Regions from separate parts of the Homo sapiens genome. Here region 2 is linked to region 1. A link is an interaction called in ENCODE POLR2A ChIA-PET data of the cell type or tissue named here. Cell type or tissue: A673. All regions are shown on one strand.

Evidence for each region. Peaks named below come from ENCODE experiments on the same cell type or tissue, not always from the same donor. Only the 100,000 strongest peaks of a DNase experiment are listed, where the experiment ranks them.
Region 2: POLR2A ChIA-PET joins it to region 1 with 16 read pairs; 1 of 35 experiments calls an interaction of 5 or more read pairs at or near these places.

The regions. Positions count from the first base shown.
Region 1 is chr14:105,629,838-105,632,337 of GRCh38, reverse strand. It overlaps IGH. Among named protein-coding and RNA genes, the nearest start is that of MIR8071-2, 9.1 kb to the left of the region's middle. In A673, no CTCF peak of the experiment used is centred here; DNase peaks (open chromatin) are centred at 1,247 and 1,517; H3K27ac peaks cover 2,456 bases.
Region 2 is chr14:105,410,444-105,412,943 of GRCh38, reverse strand. It overlaps TEX22 (testis expressed 22), which reads right to left. Exons shown (of 4, transcript NM_001195082.2): 3 at 1,448-1,576; 4 at 1-1,284. The coding sequence ends at 1,111. Among named protein-coding and RNA genes, the nearest start is that of MTA1-DT, 8.0 kb to the left of the region's middle. RefSeq lists enhancers at 336-838, 839-1,342 and silencers at 1,414-1,543, 1,644-1,703. In A673, no CTCF peak of the experiment used is centred here; a DNase peak (open chromatin) is centred at 1,463.

The sequences.
Region 1 (2,500 bases):
GGCTGGCAGAGGCCAGAGATGGATCCCCAGCTGGGACTGGACCTGGGCTTATGGGAGCAACAGGTGACCCATCCTCCTTCCTGGGGGCCCACCCTGCCCGGCCCCTCCAGCCCAGCACAGGCATTGGATAGAACCGGGAGAGAGCAGGCCAGGCACTGAGGCCTCTGCCCCAAATGCCCACAGCCTGGGGAAAATGAGCAGATAGATGGGGGGGCAAGTGGATCCCCAGGCACACCCACACAGTGCACACAGCCCCACCTGGGCCAGAGGGGGCAGGAGGCTCGCCACCCCTGCTGTGGTTTCTCCCACACTTGATGCAGGTGATATTCCTCTGAGATTGTGGACTAAGAGTTGGTGCTGGAAGGGGTTAGCCATCTTGGAGATGTTGCTATGGGGTGCAGGGATTTTGCATGTGAGAAGGACATGATTATGGGGGGAGCGGAGGGCAAACTGTTGTGGGTTAAAATGTGTCCCCTATAAATTCATGTGTTGAAGTCCTAACCCCCAGGACCACAGAATGTGACCTTGTTTGGAAACAGTCTTTGCAACTGCAATCAAGTTCAGATGAGGTCACCCTGGAGTAGGGCAAGCCTCTGATCCAATATGACTGCTGTCCTCATGAAAAGGGGGAATCTGGGTACAGACAGCACGTGGGGAGAACACCCTGTGAAGATGGTGCTGCTTCCATAAGCCAAGAGCAGCAGAGACGGCCGGCAAAGCCCAGCAGCAAGGAGAGAGCCTGGGACAGAGTCTCCCATGACACAGAGGTGCCAGCCCCGCCGAGGCCTCCATCCCAGATGCCCGGCCTCCAGAACCAGGACGGAATAAACGTCTGTTGTTTAAGCCACGCAGTCTGGGGTGCTGTGTTGCCAGGGCCACAGTTAACGGATACGAGTGTTGTCCTGAGCTGCCAGCCCCACAGGCTGCACGAGGCCTCCCTGCCCCAGCCCAGTGCAGACTCCCCAGCCCCCTGGGTGTGCCATGGGCAGTGCGGGGCCCCTCACTGCATCCTCCCCCAGCCTGGGAGGTTGAGCCCATTATGAGCTCCATGGGGTGAAGCCGGAGCCAGAAGCTGGGAGCCGACTGGGAGCCTGCGGCTGGAGGATGGATTTCCCCAGGGACCCACACGTGCACCTCCACCTGTCTCCTGGACATTCTCTCTGAGGGCAGGGCTGGTGTCAGCTCAGGGATCCAGCAGGGACACAAGGGTGGGCCGGGTCCTTGTGGAGAGCACATTTAGTGGGAGGGACATGATTTCCCTTCAAAGTGCCCATTCTGGATGCTTCCTGGTCCACGCTGGACACTTCCTGTTCCACGCTGGACGCTTCCTGTTCCACGCTGGACGCTTCCTGTTCCACGCTTGATGTTTCCTGTTCCATGCTGGATGCTTCCTGTTCCATGCTGGACATTTCCTGTTCCACTCTGGATGCTCCCTGTTCCATTCTGGATGCTTCCTGTTCCATGCTGGACATTTCCTGTTCCACTCTGCATGCTTCCTGTTCCACTCTGGATGCTTCCTGTGCGAAACCTCCTCGGGCTTTTGGTCTGCCCAGTCCCTCTGGCTGCATCTCGTCCCCCGCTACCTCCCACCTCCACATCCGTCCTTGCCCAGCTCCTCTCTCTCTCCAGAGTTTCCACCTGGCAAGGTCCCTGATGAGCTCAGTCCAGGCTCCCCCAGCACAGGTAGGAGCCTAGCACCTGCCCTTGGACCTCCCCACCCTGCATGATGCCAGCATCCCCAGGCCCCAGGGAGGCCCCATTTCTCTCTCTACTGCTGGCCCAGTGGCCCTGGAGTCCCACTGCAACTCGGGTGTGCCCCTGACCTCTGAGGAAGTTAAGTGTCCTGTCCCTAGCCAGGCTATCCCCTCTGCTCAGCCCCAGGGCCCTGCCCCTTACCCCTTCCCCTCACCTGCACGATAGGCTCTGGCCAACTCTGCCCAGGCCCTGAATGGGCCCCTCTGGCTCCCCTCTGCTGCTACACTGCCCTGCACCACCTCCACTCAGCTTCAGTGTGTTCATCCACCTGTCCCAAGTCCCCTCGGCCCCCAGGAGCACAGCTGGTGGCCCTGGTTCCTGGCAGCCCATCTTGTTCCTTCTGGAGCACCAGCCTCAGAGGCCTTCCTGTGCAGGGTCCACTCGGCCAGCCCTGGGACCCTCCTGGTCTCAAGCACACGTTCTCCCTGCAGCCAGACCTGCCCCTGCCTGTGAGCTCAGACCTGAGCCTTGGAACGTCTTCCCTTCTCCATCCCAGCTCGCCTTTGCCAGCTGCTCAGTGGGATGAACTCACACTCCCCTCCCTCCACCATGAGTGAGAGTCAGCTGGAGAGATGCCCAGGCCAAAGCAGCCACCAGGGCCCAGTGGGGGGCCAGAAGCTTCAGGTGAGAGGCCCAGGTATTGAGAGGCTGAGACCATGGGCAGAATGGTCATAATCGCTGCCAGTCTCAGTCCAGCCCCAGGGACTCAGAGACAGAGAAAAGAGCAGCACACAAGGTCCGGGCT
Region 2 (2,500 bases), 220 kb after region 1:
AGTCAGGTGGCTTCTCAGCAGCGGGAAGGGGAGGGTTACAGGCCAGGTGGGCAGCACAGCCAGCATGTAGTGTATCTGGTGGTCCAGGCCACCGCACAGGTCCAGCTCCTGCCCTCACCTGGAGCCCAGGAGTGATCACCTCCGCTTGCCCCAAAGCCTCCTCCACCTAGCCACCTCCACAGAAGCCCAGTCAGGCCCCTAACAGTCAGTCACAGAGTTCAGGGCCCTTTCCCCACCCCCACCCACCCCGGGCTGGGAACCCATGCTCACAGCTCTCCTGCCCCGCCTCCCAATCCAGTCCCCCTGCAACTTAGTGTCCCCAAAATGCAGCTGGGACACGTTACCCCGGCTCAGCACCCTTCCGAGGGCCCTGCAGCCTGGAAACGAGGCAGTCACCCAGTGGACCATGTCCCACAGGCCCCTGCGGCAGCCAGCTCCTCACAGTTGCTCAGACCCCCTGCGCAGGATACCCTCTTGGCCCTCGTCCACCACCAGCATCGCTGTCCAGAGGCCAGGAGGCATCTCTGCCTCCAGACAGCCTCCCTCTGTGCTGGGCACTGCATTGGGTCCCTGGGCTTGCTGCTCCCCACCACAGCACCCCTGGGGTCCCGTGTGCCCTTCTGGGTCTTCAGAGGCAGGACCCAATGTGAGACCCCGCCCCCTGGAGAACTCTGCCTGGCCCATCTCACAGCCTGGTGCAGGCAGATACCCAGTTCCCCAGACCAGGCCAGCCAAGGAGCTGAGTCTCCAGGCAGCGCCTGCCACTGGGGCTTCCCAGGACACCAGTGCACCTCAGGCAGGCCCAGGTACCCCAGGCCTCCTCCCAGCGGCCCCGAGGGCAAGCTCCTGCTACCCAGGCCTTGCCAGGGCCCTCTCAGACTGACCCGGGGCAGTGTTCCCCTCCCCTAGATGGCCTCCCATAGCCCCTAGCCCGGTCTCCAAGGCCTCAGCAGCTGCAGGCTGTCCGGAGCCAGGTCCTGCCTGGCCTGTTTTCCTAACATGGGTGGGTGGTGACCCCCTGGTGGGGCACAAAGAAGGCGCAGAGGCTGCCCCCACCGTGGGCCCCCAAGGAAAGGCACTGGAAGACAGACAATGGGCTGAATGGGGCTCTTAGGAAGGGGGTGACCTCGAGGCCTCGAAAGTCGCATTATGCCAGAAAGGCGCACTGCGCGCCAGGAAGGCCTGGAAGGCGTTGGTGGACTCGGTGGACCTCAGCGGGTGGGGAAGGAGCACGTCCTTGTCCACGTCCTCCGACACCAGCTGGGCTACCATCTGCACGACGTCCTGCGGGCGAGGGTGGTCAGGGAGCCTCGAGGGGCGGGAAGGGGACAACGGCGGGGCCCGGGAGCGCCGGGGTAAAGGGCCCAGTGGGACTGAGTCGAGGGAGGCGAGGCGGAGGGGCGGGGCGGGGCGGGGACGGGGCGGGGAGGACCCGCCCCCCGCGCACCCTGCAGTGCAGCTGGGTCCCGGCGGCGCCCGGCCTCTCCCGGCCGCCCAGCGTGGCCAGCCGCCGGCGCTCGTCGATGCTGACGCTCCAGCGGCGGCCCGGGCGCCTGCGTTCCGGCGGCTCGCACACCTGGGGGACAGGGCAGCGGGTCGGCGAGGGCCTCGGCGCCAGCTCCCCTTCGCCGCTCCCACCCAGCACCCGCCGACCCTCAGAGCTCGCCCCCGGGCGCTTTCTAAAGCGCCGTCTGCTCAGCCTCCCGCTGCTCCAGCGCCAGCTCCCGGCGCGGGGCCTCAGGCAGTGTGGCCCTCTGTGGCTTTGCACAGTCATCTGTGCCAGGACACCGCCCAACCCAGTACCTGCCCCGCTTCATGTACAGCAGGGCTGCCTGTGGACCGCTTAGTCCTCACGGCCGGCCCCCGGCTTGACCGGCAGGAGAACCCCCGGAGCTCGAGCACTGATGCGTGCCTCAGGAAAGGCAGGACTAAGGCCAGCTCCAGACTGCCCTTCTCCCCAGACCCCTCTGAAATGATCATAAAGAGAGTTCGGGAGAAAATAAAGATCATGAATCCATAGACAAAAGACCAGCGCCAGTGGAGGAGGGCCCCTGGCAGGGTACAGGAGACTGGAGGGCAGGGACCACCAGCTGGAGAAGCTGTGGGAGGGCCACAGGGAAAGGCCAGAAGCAGGTGAGGTCCCCAGCACGACCTCTATCCCCCAAGAAGGAACTTCCCACGTGGGCTGCAGGAGACGGTTCCTCCAGACTCTGCTCAGCCTGAGGTTCACCATCCTCCACCTCCCTCACCAGGGGGAAGGGGAGAGGGGAGAGAAGGCAGTGCCATGCTAAGAGTGGGATTCATGCAAACCCGAAGTGAATTCTCATTCCTCAAAACATTAAAATCAGAATTGCATGGGATCCAGCAATTCCGCTTTGGGGTATGTACCCAAAAGAGTTGAAGGCAGGAAGGCAAACAGATGTGCGCACTCCAACACAGCAGTGGTCATTATTCACAATAGCGAAAATGTGGAAGGAATCCAGGTTTCCACAATGGATCA